Linked DNA regions of Homo sapiens: region 2 is linked to region 1. The links are chromatin contacts, found by POLR2A ChIA-PET in ENCODE. All regions are on one chromosome and are shown on one strand. Each heading gives the region's core, a stretch centred on a gene start or an enhancer-like site at or near the end of the contact. The rest is flanking DNA. Distances are from core to core; before and after follow the strand shown.

Region 1 (7,633 bases), core at 2,608-5,107:
ATGCCAGCATTACGCCAGGTGCTAGGTGCTACGATGAGTAAGGCAGTCTCTACTTTAAAAGAATAACTTCTTGCTCCTTTTTCCTAACTTTTTTTTTTCTATTTTGCAATGAGACTTAATGTGCACTCACACAAATCTACATTGTCCCAAATCCCAAAGTCCTGCAAGGGTTGGTGCCCAACCTGCTCCCAACAGATGCTTCTGGTGGGACCGACTAAGCTGTTCCTTGGAGACAGCACTATGTTCTTGACAACCAAAAAGGGTTTGCCTTAATCTAGAATTTTAGGAACAATAAGTGGCACTGCAGAGGTCCAGGGCTGATGTTCAGTGTACTTAACCACCAGCTCAAGCTGGATCCCAGAAGCCTCCAGCTGTTAACCCTTTAGTTGCCAGATCAAGGGGGTACAGCGGAATGAACCAGGTCAGTCAGGGATTACCTGGGGCTCCAATTAGCAGCTATGGACTACCCAATACAGAAGTCTCTCCACATTTAACAACAGATACAGCCATGCCAGTGACTATCAGACATATACCAGTCCTGGGAAATCCATATAATTGACTGGTGTCCTTAATCAAGGAAAAAGATAACTTAATCTATATTCTTAACATTCATATGGTACAGATCAGGACGATATGGTGAATTTGTCCACTGGAAAGTGAGACCAACTTTTCTATACTTTCCTTTCAAATAAAAGTTCCATAAGAGAAGAAAATCCTGAACTTTTGTTTCTTGATGGTTAGAATTTTTTAAAAATAGTACCAGATAGCTCTATTTCCACTTAAAGGCTGTATATTTGTTTCTGAACACTTTTGATACCTATATAATGAGAAAGACAATTTTTTTTTTTTTTTTTTTTTTTTTTTTGAGACGGAGTCTCGCTCTGTCGCCCAGGCGGGACTGCGGACTGCAGTGGCGCAATCTCGGCTCACTGCAAGCTCCGCTTCCCGGGTTCACGCCATTCTCCTGCCTCAGCCTCCCGAGTAGCTGGGACTACAGGCGCCCGCCACCGTGCCCGGCTAATTTTTTTTTTGTATTTTTAGTAGAGACGGGGTTTCACCTTGTTAGCCAGGATGGTCTCGATCTCCTGACCTCATGATCCACCCGCCTCGGCCTCCCAAAGTGCTGGGATTACAGGCGTGAGCCACCGCGCCCGGCCGAGAAAGACAATTTTTTACTGTTTTTAAAAGTTGCTAACAGGAGTATTACAGCTAATTTATGAAAAGGGAAGTAGAAGAGAAAACAATTTGAGGAGGCAGGAAGAGCAGGGAGGTGATACTGGTGTCTCTAACCCCCTTATCTCCAAGGGTTTCCTCTTTGGAGGTAGAGAGATGAAGAGGGGTGAAGAGGGATGCAGGAATTTGGCCTGGGGAAATTAGAAGAATGAGGAGTCTGGAATTAGGATGCTAAGACAAATGAAAAGTAACTAGGTAATAATGAAGCGGGATGATGGAAGTTATGAAGACCTCAGGCTAAGAGATATTTGGAAAAAGGGATTAGGAGAAAAATGAGATGATGAAGCACTAACATTAGTCAAGAATAGGAGGCAGGAGGAAAAAAGGTGATTTGGGGTAGAGGAGAGGCAACTTTCACGTTTTGTACAGTTACATTTTTTCAACAAATTTTAAATTTTTCAATATATATATTTTTAATAGAGATGGAGTCTCACTATGTTGCCCTCACTGGTCTCCAACTTCTGGGCTCAAGCAATCTGCCTGCTTTGGCCTCCCAAAGTGCTGAGATTACAGGTGTGAGCCACTGTACCCAGCCTTCAGTAAATTAAAAAAAATAAGAATTCCAGGTCAGGAAATAACAATGGCAGTATAATTATCAGCATCATTATTAGTATATTAATTTTATCAAGTGCTTATGATGTGCCAGGTACTTTTCTCAATGTTCCACACTATTAGCTTATTGAGTCCTCATAACAACCCTGAAATACTTGATATAACATCTCCATTTTGCAGATGAGGAAACCAAGTCAAAGAGAGGTTATCTAAAGTGGTGGAACATGGATTTGAATCTAAGCAGTTGCTCTTCCACACTCTTCACCACCATGCTAACCCGAACAACAAAAAAACCTTTTTGGGAGGCATCCCCAGGTCAGAAGTATTAAGTGGTTATTACACACCAGGCACCTATTCTAGAGGCTTTACATAAATTATCAAGCTTTATTTCATTCTCACAATAATCCTATGAATAGGTATTGCAATCCCTTCCCCACTGAAACTTTCTGGAATCCGAAATTCTGATACACCTATATAGCTATATCTACATCTATGTAGATACAGATAGACACACACACACACACACACACACACACACACACACACACATTCTTCTATGTATCTAACTGTAGTTCACATATAAAGTAATCATAAATCACTCCTATTGAGATAATTAGAAAAAAAGGAATCATGGGCTGGGAAGAGAAAAGGGAGAAAAAGCAGAGGACAGAAAAGACGAAAAGGTTTGCAGAAAAACTTTAGTATAACAGAAATCAAGAAAATGGAGGGAAAGTAAACTCAGGTCTTAGTAGTAACTCCTGAGACTTTAAGAAAAAGGAGGCTGTGACCATAATTTGGAATGACATGATGACGGCAGAAAATAAAAGTGGTTTTGGAAGGGGAATAAATTAATACTGCTTTGCTACTCATAAATATTCAATAAAGATTACCCATGTTATTTGCAATGCAAACATACAAGCTACTCTTCATCTCTGGGACGGAGAATAGGTTATAGAAGATGTGATTAAAGTCACAAAATCAGAAAGATTTTAAGCTGGAACACCAGTCTTAAGCATGCATATTAGCTGCAGTAAGAATGAATTCACATGCATATTCTTACAAATGAGACATCCTGAAGTAACTAGCAAGCAAAGAATATGGATGAAAATTTATTGTATAATTTGAGTGGCAATGATTTTTCATTAAGATATGTGAACAGCCTCTGATATATCTAGTGTGCTGTTTTAAATTTTTAGTGAACATTAAAACATGCTATAGGGGCTTTCATAAATCAACTCACGACCTGAATTCTTCCAACCCCATTCCCCGCGCGCCCCAAAATGTCTTAGGTTAGCATTTTCAAAGCCTAATCCTCACAGAGAGCAAGGTTCTGTATTATTGTGATTCCCATTGTATTTCTATCGATCAGGAAAACCTCAGGGAGGTTAGATAACTTCCCCAAGGTCATTATCTGATTTCAAAGCCCTTGCTCTTTCTATCCAGTAGAACTACATTGAACCCGGAGCAGCTAATGGGATGGGAAGACCTGAGTCATTTGATGGGAGGGATGAAGAGGCCAGGGAGCCCCCAGCCTGAGGACAGAGTGGGAAACTGCGGGCAGGGAAGGTCGACCCCCCCGTGAGGGGCTGGCGGTGGGTAGGGGCTTCCCGGAGAAGGGTGAGGTGACGGTAAGGAGGGCCTAGGCCGGGCCAGGTAAGCTTGCAAAAGAATGCCGCAGAGGGGTGGTGGGTTAGGAGGGCTCAGCCAGGGTAGGGGCGGTGGGTGGGTGGGTGGGGGGGGTTCCACGGCCGAGCAGAGCCTGGGAACCGGCAGGGACGGGCGAGAAGGCTACCCTGCAGGCCGCACCAGGAAGACAGGTACGCGGAGCCGGGCCTGGCCCAGCGCAGCCGCGCTCCTCGCTATCCCGCCAGCCTCCGGGAGCCGTCTCCGGCATCGTGGGGTTGTCCTCCTCCAGGGGCCCGCGGCCTCTCACCTGCCGGGTGGCCGCAGCGCCGCCCCTCCTCCATCTCGCAGTCCGGACCCCAGCTCCGCCTGCCGCTCTGGATGATGCAGGACTAGAGGCATCATCGCCATCGCCACCGCCTCCGCGCATCCCGGGAGCCGCGGCAAGACGCGGGCGCAGAGGCGCAGTCACGGAGACGCCGAGGGCACCGCCCCCTCCGCCGGACACCCGGGCCTGGCGTCCCGCCTGCGCCCCGCACCCTCCGCGCCTCCGTCGCCTGCCTCCTGGGGCCCAGAGCCCGGCCACTCCCGCTGCCCGCCTCACGAGGGGCGCTTGAGCCAGGTTTTTCAGGCTCGCAGTTTTGCTGTTTGGGGAACTCAAGCTCCCTGAAATAGCCAAAACCTGAAACGCAGAGCAAGGTGGAGTGGTAAGGAAGGAAGGGAAAGATAGGGGTACTGATGGCACGCAGGGACCCAGGGAGGTCTTTGCGGGCCTCCCTAGGCTGCTTACCCTGCCCGCAGCCCACCTCCTCCTCGTTCCCCGCGCTTTTAAGACGTCCTAACTAGCTCCTCACTTAGGCTGCGGCTAATATTTTTCCTCATGAATTAAATTGGCGGCGGCTTCCAGTTTGGAACTTTGAGACCTAGAATTTACAAATCAAGTCATTGTAATAGAATTTAAATTAAACCTATTTGAACTTACCTAAGCTCTCTTAAGGTATTAGTGAATTCACTGAGGGAACTCAGCAAGGGGACTAATTGGCAGGAAACATGCAAAGCATAAAGAAACTACCCATGCAAATAAAACGACCAAGCCCAGGAATCATGGATATTGATGTATTACTTAATACTATGTTGAATGTAAAAAATCTTGATAAATCATAGTGCAATGTACAAGCTAATTTTATTAAGCACAAACACAAAACTAAAATTACCATCCTCTCTCATTCTTCTAGAATTCATACATGTCCAAAATAATGAACTCCTAAGATAGGTTTTAGTCTGAACAATCAAGTAACATTCCTAAGTATGTCTGCTATGATGGGTACAAAATAAAACCAGTTAAACTCTTCTCCCTTCAGTATCCCAACCTGGCTAACTAGGATCTTACTACTTTTCTAACCTCAGGGATGCTATTTAGAAACAGAGAATGTTATTTGAATGCCCTTTCCTTCATTCACTCTGGTTACCAGAAAAGCAAAGTTGATTCCGTTCGGATGAAATACTTATACTGGATTCTTCATTTTAGCTAATGGTTTATCTTTTTAAAACAGAACTAGCAAGTATCAAGTAATTTAATTAATGCAATTTCTTCAGTTCCCTGTGCTTTCATAAAAACAAAACAAAACAAAAACAAACGAAAAAACAAAAAGCAAGAAGGCTAGATAACTTATTATTCAGTCCAGGAGTTGAGTATGCCATCAGAATTCTGTTTAGAAATAACTTCAAGAAAGTTTTCCAGTTCCCACATATTCCACTTCCCAACCACTTGCAATAAAGCAGTTCCAGTATATGTTATCAATAATGGTAACCATGAGTCCCAGAAACAATCCACAGAAAAATACTCATTAGCATTTGGAGTGGGAATTCTGATCAAAATTATATACCTCTCTATAATAAATTAGCTACTGCATAAATAAATGCTAGTTCATTTCCAGGCATTTGGCTATATGAATGGAGATTACAATAGGTTTGGGCTGCATTGAGACCATCAGAGTTATACCTACCGGAGAAATGGTCTGAAACTGAAAACAAACAAAAAACCACAAATCATAAAGGATTCTAGAGATCTAGAAGAGGAAATCAGGACTCATCAAAGTTCCAGAACTAGCTAGAACCATTCAACAAGGCTAAAACTAGTATATCTACAAAATCCACAAGTGAGCGAAATTGGAAAAAACATTGGTAGTAGTAAAAAAATGGAAAATCTGCAAATAAATAAGCAGGGCTAATTATAGATCATGAATTGGCTATCAATCTGCCCTGACACTGGCATTCTTCTAATACACTCTTATTATTGCAATGCAAATGGATACATGTGCACTTTGAGGAAAACAGCAAATATGAGAGCTGTTAAAATGTTCTTTAAAACAAAAAAAGCTCCTCATCTAGGCATCTCTCACTCCTTGGAACTGCTCCAACAAAAGAAGAGTTTTAAAGCATAAAGGTATGAAAATGTGCACTGCAGTGTAATCTGTAGTACAGGAAACTGAAAACAACCTTGATGTTCAAAAGGAATACTTAAAACAATTAGGATATACTGAGAAGACGAAGTCTACAAAAACAGTTATGAAGGCCACGTAGAAAAAGTTACTTTTCCTGTGATGATAGCTCATGATTTTTTTATTTTTGTGAGACACGGTCTCATTCTGTCACCTAGGCTGGAGTGCGGTGCCGTGATCTCAGTTCACTGTAACCTCTGCCTCCCACATCAGCCCCCCAAGTAGCTGGGACTACAGGCACGTACCACCACACCCAGCTATTTTTTTCTATTTTTTGTAGAAATAGGGTCTTTCTATGTTGCCCAGGCTGGTCTCAAACTCTTGGGCTCAAGCGATCCTAAAGTGCTGGGATTACAGATGTGAGCCACTGCGCCTGGCCAAAATTAATTTTTTAATAAAACAAAATTGCTCTTTAGTCTTTCTGGCCACACTCCTAATTACCAAAAGTGGCCTGCGGCTTAAAGGGCTTGGTAATGACAAGTATTTCAAATATTTGAAAACAGCTTTATCATATATTTGCACCTAAACTTTCATTTACATTAATAGGTGAGTAAATTTTCCTCCTACATTTTGAAGGACAATCTGCAGTCTTTGCTTTCTAAAGGATCCATTCAGAAACTAAAGATTTATTTGACCTTATAAAAAGATAAATAGGCTTTTTCTTCTCCTCACTTCTCATCCACCCTCAGAGAGTGGCCCATACTGTCTTCCATGCCCAGTCAACAGTGACTTCCAAACACAGGTCAGCCTCTCCCCTCCTCCTCTAGTAAATCTTGTTACCACCCTTAACACAGTTCCTGCTGTCCTCATGCTTTTTAACACACCATATACATGTTAAGAACTATCTTAGACCATACAAGCCATGCAACTCTTTTCTCCACCCCCTTTCTCCTTTTCCCTCCTGGTAGAAAATTTCATTTTTCCTATTGGTAAACAATTAATTCATAGGACAATGTCACTAGGGAAATATCAAAGTAATAAGCGACTTCCAAACCCAGAATCAGAATCACCTGGGAGCATGTTAGGCACTCAGATTAAGGTACCCTCTTTTTAGGTCTGTGGTGGGATTCGTGTGGTTCTCAAACCTGGCTGAACAACTGAATCATCATAGAGCTTCTAATACTGTAATGCCTAAGCACCCCTGCCAGAGAAGTTTTCACTGAGGAACAGAGAGGGCACCCAGTATCTTACATCTTTGTTTAAAGTTCCCATTTAGGAACCATTGCTAAGGCAGTTTCATACAGCTTAACTAAAAAAAGCTGAAGTGGTCAACATACAACATAAAGCCTCACTTCTCAACGTGTGGCCTCAGGACCAGGAATTGATATCATGAAGTGGGAACAATGAATTCCCTGTACATTTAAACAAAATCCCCTCATGATTCTTAGGCACATCAATTTAAGAACCAATCAGTTAGGATCAGGCACGGTGGCTCACACCTGTAATCCTAGCACTTTGGGAGTCCGATGCAGGTGGACTGCCTGAGCTCAGGAGTTTGACCCCAGCCTGGGCAACATGGTGAAACTGTCTCTACTAAAATACAAAAATCAGCCGGGCGTGGTGGTGCATGCCTATAGTCCCAGCTATTCTGGAGGCTAAGGCATGAGCATTCCTCATGGGAACATGGGAGGCAGAGGTTGCAGTAAGCCAAGATTGTGCCATTGCACTCCAGCCTGGATGACAGAGCAAAACTCTGTCTCCCACACCTCCACACAAAAACAATC
Region 2 (7,633 bases), core at 2,591-5,090, 110 kb after region 1:
TCTTCCCTTATTAAAAATTTCCCTTGTGATGTGTTACATCACACAACCTCTCTTGACCAGACAGTTCTAGTACTTTAAATTGTCTGTACAGGAAAGCCTCTATCACATGGCCAAGTATTTAAAAATATAGAAATAACCTTTCTTCAGAGATGTTAAACAGACCTGCAAGTTTCTAAATGGACTGAACTACTAAAAATGAAGAAAAAAGTCAAAAAGAAGGCTGGGGCGGTGGCTCAGCCTGTAATCCCGCACTTTGGGAGGCCGAGGCACACAGATCACCTGGGTTCGAGACCAGCCTTGCCAAAATGGTGAAACCCCGTCTCTACTAAAAATACAAAAATTAGCCAGGCGTGGCAGCGCACAACTGTAATCCCAGCTACTCAGGAGGCTGAGGCAGGAGAATCGTTTGAACCAGGGAGGTGGAGGTGGAGGTTGCAGTGAGCCACGATAGTGCCACTACACTATCTTGTGTCTGGGCAACAGAGTGAGATTGTCTCAAAAAAAAAAAAAAAAAAAAAAAAAAAAAAGTCAAAAAGAGGGACCAAATGTAAAGCCTGAGAACCTTCCAAACCAGAACTTGGTCCCAAACACACCTCTGATGTCCAGATTACGGGTGCACATTTCTGATCAGCAAGATAGTCCCACTAACTCTCAACTGCATTTACACTTTGGTCTTTAGGAATGTACTTGATCTATGCAACTGTTTCCAGTATTTTACAAATTATTCAAACAGTTCTTGTAGAAAGATACACACAATGACTGATGTGAAGCTTGACAGGATTAAAAAAATAAAACTGCAGAATACCAGAGTAGAAATGCTTCTCAAGAATTTAGTCCAGGCCGGGTGCGGTGGCTCACACATGTAATCCCAGCACCTTGGGAGGCCGAGGTGGGCAGATTGCTTGAGGTCAGGAGTTCAAGACCAGCCTGACCAACATGGTGAAACCCTGTCTCTACTAAAAATACAAAAAAAGTAGCCAGGCATGGTGGCACTCGCCTATAATCCTACCTACTTGGGAGGCTGAGGCAGGAGAATCGCTTGAACCCGAAAGGCAGGGATTGCAGTGGGCCAAGATCCTGCCACTGCACTCCAGCCTGGGCAACAAAGCAAGACTCCACCTCAAAAAAAAAAAAAAAAAGAATTATTTAGTCCAATCCCCTCATTTCACGCACAAGCATACTGAAACACATGATTAAGTAACTTTCCCACAGTCTCAGAGCTAGTGGGAGAAACTAGATTTTCTTTTCATTACCACTTTCTATTCTACAAAGTACTAAATATGATCACCACTCAGCTTTCGTCACACGTTTTGGCATTATTCAGATGTTCACTTATGCAACACAGAAGGCTTAAAAAACAACAAGCACAACTATGAACAGGTCACCTTAACATGACTTAGGAAAAAAACACACCCAAGATCACAACATGTCCCACCGCATTCAAAATGTCTCATAGTGCAATATCAAGAATCAGTTTCCAGCATCTAACCACTATTCCAAAATAAAATTCTACCCAGTAGCATTTCTTGCTGGTTATTTAGCTATAAATGGTTATGGGTTCATGGGTATTAAGCCATCAGCTATCTGCAATCCAGCCCTAAACACCAAACATTAGCTCCATTGTTATTTTTAGCCCTTTCTAGGTACAAACTTTTATCTAATAAGCCAAAACAATAACAAAACTCGGAGTGCTAATTTACCAAACTTGTTAACAATAAATACTTTAGAAAACAATGCTTAACTATGCCTTGGTAGATTCTAGGTTTATAAATCCAAAGCAGATATGCCTTCACACCATGGCATATTTATATAATGTACACTAAAAAAAGCTGTTTGCGTCCCCAAAAATGGTAGGTATTCTCTGGCAAGTCTAATCCAAGTGATTAAAATGGGGAATTACTGTAACAAAGTGACTATTTTTACTGTGCCTGAGCAACACAAAAACCTAGGAGTCTCACTTGAAAAAGCATTTGGATTTTAACTATTTATAAAATATTCTTTTTTGACTAAACGTGGTTCTCCCTGTTGCATTCCTGCTTCTGCCGCCCCTCACCTCCATTCTCCTAAGGATCCTAACACGAAAAACTTCATTATACTCTAGTCAAGGGGAGAGCTGTTAACCTTGACATTTTATGATCACTCTCTGAAGAGGGCAAATTACATGTTTTAGTTTTGCTTCTTTTTAATTAAAAAGGTCCCACCCACCCCTCAAGTGGAAATGAGAAATTTGTCAGAGGCCCCTTAATAATTGGCAGATGAGAATCATCCAGTGAATATACACAAAACTATTACAAAACCCTGAGTCATCACTCAGTTCAATCAGCAGCTTTGGGTAAACACTGAATGAGTGAGTTATGTCTTGTGTGTTCACCCGTCCATACCCACATGCGTGAACATACCATGTTACTAGATTTTATGTACAGTTAACCAAACAAGATACAGCAAAATTCTTTCTTAAAAAGCTCTTCGGACACAGTAAAGATGCCCATCCAGCAAGTAAATGTAACCTTTTTTCCCCCACTGTATTTTCACTCGTTTTTTTTTTTTTTTTCCTAATTTCAGTGACACTATAGTTTGAAGCTAGTTTACAAACAGAACTCCTGAAACTGATTTAGGTAATCTCTTAATCTGAGTAACTCAAAAAATTAACACAAGCCTGATACTAATATCGCCCTGGACATCCTGACAGTGCTCTTCCCTACTTTCCTCAGTATCTTAAATGTCTCTCCAAAAGAAATGTCACAACAGGAGCAACACACAATCCAAAACAACACTGTCCACATAAGACGTTAAGCTCAAGAATGAGGTCTGACTTTAAACGACCCTTTTCGATCAACTCCGCCAGGTCTGAGAGGGCCCCCAAAAAGCAAAACCCTTAAGTTTCCCTATGGTCTTCTCTCCATTCAGAAAGTTACTAGACGCCAACGGAGATGCGAAGAGGCGGGGATCGTAGGGGAAGGAAGAACCGGAGGAAGCAAGGAGACAAGTCAAGGAACTCCCCCAAAGACAAATTCTCTTTGCCCCGCCTCTCCCATGCGCAAAAGTCCACGGAGGACCCTTGAGAAAGGCTCACCTCTCTCCCTCGGGGCCGGGGCCCTTGGGCTACCCAGGGCCCCCCAGGTGGGAAGACAACAACCCGAACACTTCGGGAGAAGCAGATGCGGAGGACGTAGAGGGATGGTAAAGACCCGGGAAGTCCCGTAGGAAAGTGGCAGGGAGGACGGCTTGAGTACTTCACAGGCTCTGTCACGACCCTGGGATCACCGCTCGGGGACAGCTCCAGCGAGGACAGAGCTAAGGGTCCAGCCCTCTGGACAAAGAGCAACCATCCCCGACACCTCTCACTGAGCCTTTCCCCCCGGCCCGGCCCGCAGGCCCGGGCACACTTACGTGGAGAGTTTCCTGGTCCAGAAGAGGCCCCCGGGCCACAGCTCTTGGAGCTGCACGGCCCGGCCCAGGTTGCATTTGATCTGGGCCAGCTGCAAGTCGGACTCGGCGTCTAGCCGCTCCGCGTAGGGCAGCAGCTTGTTGTAGACGATCTCCTTCTGCGGGACGAAGCCCCGCGGGCCCGGCTCGGGACGCCCGCCCGGCTCCGGGGGCTCTCCGACTCCCGCCCGCTCGGCCGGCTCCATGAGCCCAGGGACACCCCCCCCACCCCCTCCCACCCGAACCCTCCCCGGCCCCCACCCCTCTCCGGGCTCCGCCTCCTCCGCGTCTTCGTCGCCCTGCGGCCGCTGGCGGCCCGTCGCCCTCGGACCGATCGCTAGGCCCCCTTCCCTGGCCGGCGTGCTGCTGGGCCCCACGCGGCTCTCAGTTCGTTGGCGGCGGCAGCGGCCGCTCTGCCCGCCCCGCACCGGCTCTGCTGGTGACGCTGCAGCCGCCGGGCCCAGAGGTTCCGGACCGGCCTCAAGTCACTTCCGGGGCGGGGCGGGGCGGAGCGACGGCGTCGGGGGAGGCGGTGGTGGCGGCAGCTGGAGCCCAACGGGCTGCGCCTTCTTCGCCGTGGGCCCGGCTCGGAGCCCCCACCCCAGGCCTCACCGGCCCAGCGCGAGGCTGCCTCACCGGAAACACGAGGCCGAATTCCAAGCTATTGTCCTGCTTCGCCGGGGGTCGCGCACTCCAAGCGGCAGCCCACTGGAGTCCCAGTCGCCACGACAGGCGGCAGCCAGGTCGGCCTGGTCCCCCTAGCCGAGCAGCCCCGGCTTCTGGGTTAGAGGGGTTTATGGAAAAGCCTACGTACCCACTTGCTCCTTATAGATTTATTTACTCCATCCCGCTTGTTCCTTATAGATTTAATTTTTCTGTCCCCTTTAAGTCCCCATCTTTCTGGTATTCTGGCCGCCATCATTCCAAAGAAGAAAATAGTTACTCGCTGAACAAATGCTATTTGAACAGCTGTTTTGTGTGTAAGGCGCTCAGTTTAGGCTATTGAGATAGAAAGTTTAACCTGGTTTCCGCCCTCCCAAGGACTTAGTCTAGCAGAGATAAAGACGTGAATTACAAGATAATGCTCTTAATTGCTAGATAAGTACAAGAATCCTTAGGAACTCTACAAAGAAGTTGAAACTAGGGGGTTTGAGAGGGTGTCATTTTCCTAGAAGTGATACTTAATTTAAGCTATGAAGGTTGAGTGCAAAGTTGGTTAGAAAAAGGAGGGAGGAGGACACGTATTTCAGCTGAGAGAACAGCTTTGACGCTGCAAGCATGTATTCTAAAAATTCAAAGTTCAAAATAGCGTAAGAGAGGGGACGGAGAAATGAGACTGAGAAGGCAATCCTAAGGAATTCAGAGCTTTATCCTAGAGACAAACTTCCAAAAGATTTTAAGCATAGCAGTGGGATGATATAATTTACATTTTTTAAGAATTACTCTGGCGGCCGGGCGCAGTGGCTCACGCCTGTAATCCCAGCACTTTGGGAGGCCGAGGCGGGCGGATCACGAGGTCAGGAGTTCGAGACCAGTCTGGCCAACATGGTGAAACCCCGTCTCTACTAAAAATACAAAAAAGTTAGCCGGGCGTGGTGGCGGACGCCTGTAATCCCAGCTACTCGGGAGGCTGAGGCAGGAGAATCGCTTGAAACCGGAAGGCGGAGGTTGCAGTGAGCCAAGATCGCGCCAGGGCACTCCAGCCTGGGCAACAAGAGCGAAACTCCGTCTCAAAAAATAAAAGGGCCAGGCGCGTGGTGGCTCACGCCTGTAATCCCAGCACTTTGGGAGGCCGAGGCGGGTGGATCACGGGGTCAGGAGATGGAGACCATCCTGGCTAACATGGTGAAACCCCGTCTCTACTAAAAATACAAAAAAATTAGCCGGGCATGGTGGCGGGCGCCTGTAGTCCCAGCTACTCGGGAGGCTGAGGCAGGAGAATGGCGTGAATCCGGGAGATGGAGCTTGCAGTGAGCCGAGATCGTGCCACAGCACTCCAGCCTGGGTGGCAGAGCGAGACTCCGTCTCAAAAAAAAAAAAGAGTCACTCTGGCTTCGTCTGGAAAATGGGTTGGAACTGACAAGATTGGGAACTGGAGGACCCTTTAAGGTGTGACATAATCATGGCCTGGATGTCAGTTGAAATTGAGAGCTACTTCAGCAGAATGGCTTGGGCTTAGTAGTTGACTGAAAGTGAAAAATTAAAAAGGAAAGAGACAAGACGACGCTGGGTAGATAGGTGAAGTCCTTCACTGAGATAAAGAACACAGCAGAAACAGCTTGGGAGGCAGAATGCCTATGGGATGGGTATGTTGACATATGTATCAGGAGGGTGATCTAAACTGAGATGCAGATTAGCGTGTAGATGGACGACAGGAGGGAAGGAAATATACAGTATGAAAAAATAGGGCCCTTCACAAATCTCTGAGGAGCCCCACATTTAAGGACAGACAGAGAAAAGGAAGGTAGGCCACAAAGAATATTCACAAAAAGCAGAGAGAGGAGGAGTTCTAGGAAACTGGGTGTCTCATGGAGAAGCGAACAATCCTACCTTAGGTAGCTAACAGGTCAAATGAAGTGAAACCTGAAAGGGTTTATTGGATAGTTTATTGATAAAGCGCATAAGAACAGTGTCGTTGGAGTGTAGAATAGAAATCTGATTATGGTGACAAAGGACAAATGGGAAGTGAATAAATAGAGGCAGCAAATATGGACAACCTTTTAAAAAATAATGGGGTAGGGAGAGCCGGAAAGAGATGAGTGTCAGGCCTCTGAGCCCAAGCTAAGCCATCATATCCCCAGTGACCTGCATGTATACATCCAGATGGCCTGAAGCAACTGAAGATCCACAAAAAAAGTGAAAATAGCCTTAACTGATAACATTTCACCATTGTGATTTGTTTCTGCCCCACCCTAACAGATGAATGTACTTTGTAATCTCCCCCACCCTTAGGAAGTTTCTTTATAATCTCCCCAACCCTTAAGAAGGTTCTTTGTATTTCTCCCCACCCTTGAGAATGTACTTTGTGAGATCCACCCCCTGCCCCCAAAACATTGCACTTAACTCCACCACCTATTCCAAAACCTATAAGAACTAATGGTAATCCCAACACCCTTTGCTGACTCCTTTTTCAGACTCAGCCTGCCTGCACCCAGGTGAAATAAACAGCCATGTTGCTCACACAAAGCCTGTTTGGTGGTCTCTTCCCACGGACGCGCGAGACAATGAGGAGGTACTTGGAATAAAAGGAGGGATTTTTGAATGTGGGATATATATATGTGTGTGTGTGTGTGTGTGTGTGTGTGTGTGTGTGTGTGTGTGTGTATATATTTTTTTTTTTTTTTTTTTTTTTGAGTCTCACTCTGTAGCCCAGTCTGGAGTGCAATGGATCCATCTCGGCTCACTGCAATCTCCGCCTCCGGGGTTCAAGTGATTCTTCTGCCTCAGCGCCTCGAGTAGCTGGGACCACAGGTGCGCACCACCACATCCAGATAATTTTTTTTTTTTCGGTATTTTTAGTAGAGACAGGCTTTCACCATATTGGCCAGGCTGGTCTCGAACTCCTGACCTCGTGATCCGCCCGCCTTGGACTCCCAAAGTGTTGGGATTACAGGCTTGAGCCACTGAGCCCGGCCATATTTAGATATATTTAAATATGGATGAAAAGGAGCCAGTGGAGAGAGAAGTTAAAGATATTGGGTGAGGACGACAAAGAGCGGAAGAGAATGTGGAGTCATTGACCTTTAGAAGCAAATCAAACTGTGCTTCCATTGTCAGAGGAGGAAAGCAGGGAAGGAAGCATAGGTGCAGATGCTGGAATGTTTGGTACTGGAAGTTGGAGAAGTTCTTTCTATAGTTTCTATTTTTTCCTATGAAACAAGACAATGAGAATTATAGGGAAGTGGTAGGTAGATTTGAGGAAATTGAAGAAGCCTTAGAGTAGTCTCAGAATTCAGAAAATTGATTTAAAAAGTTAGAATTGTTTGGCAGGTAAGGCTGGAAGCTTGAATTTACTATTATCTATCTGCACAATTTAATGATTTTTTCCCTAATACTGTTTAGTGGCCCAGGATTGTGTGACATACAGTATATACTAGTGACATACTAGTATAATAGAATGACAAAAGATCAAGATAATGTTTTTTATGTTGCCAGTAGTGATGGTAGTGTTAGCTATCATTCATTGAGCATTTCTGTCTGCCAGTGC

Evidence for each region. ChIA-PET counts read pairs that join two places held with the same protein, here RNA polymerase II (POLR2A).
Region 2: POLR2A ChIA-PET joins it to region 1 with 12 read pairs in AG04450. The contact joins the promoter of PSME4 here to the promoter of GPR75-ASB3 in region 1. POLR2A ChIA-PET finds 5 or more read pairs at or near these places in 7 of 52 experiments (AG04449, AG04450, GM12878 and 3 more).

What each region holds. Positions count from the first base shown.
Region 1 is chr2:53,856,110-53,863,742 of GRCh38, forward strand. It overlaps GPR75-ASB3 (GPR75-ASB3 readthrough), which reads right to left and starts at 3,858. Exons shown (of 10, transcript NM_001164165.2): 1 at 3,719-3,858. The coding sequence starts at 3,819. GPR75 (G protein-coupled receptor 75) reads right to left here and starts at 3,858. Exons shown (of 2, transcript NM_006794.4): 1 at 3,719-3,858.
Region 2 is chr2:53,967,153-53,974,785 of GRCh38, forward strand. PSME4 (proteasome activator subunit 4) reads right to left here and starts at 3,841. Exons shown (of 47, transcript NM_014614.3): 1 at 3,391-3,841. The coding sequence starts at 3,632. It also overlaps a transcript of ACYP2 not described here. RefSeq lists enhancers at 2,689-3,453, 3,720-4,014, 4,310-4,359 and silencers at 3,510-3,709, 3,684-3,845, 3,720-4,109.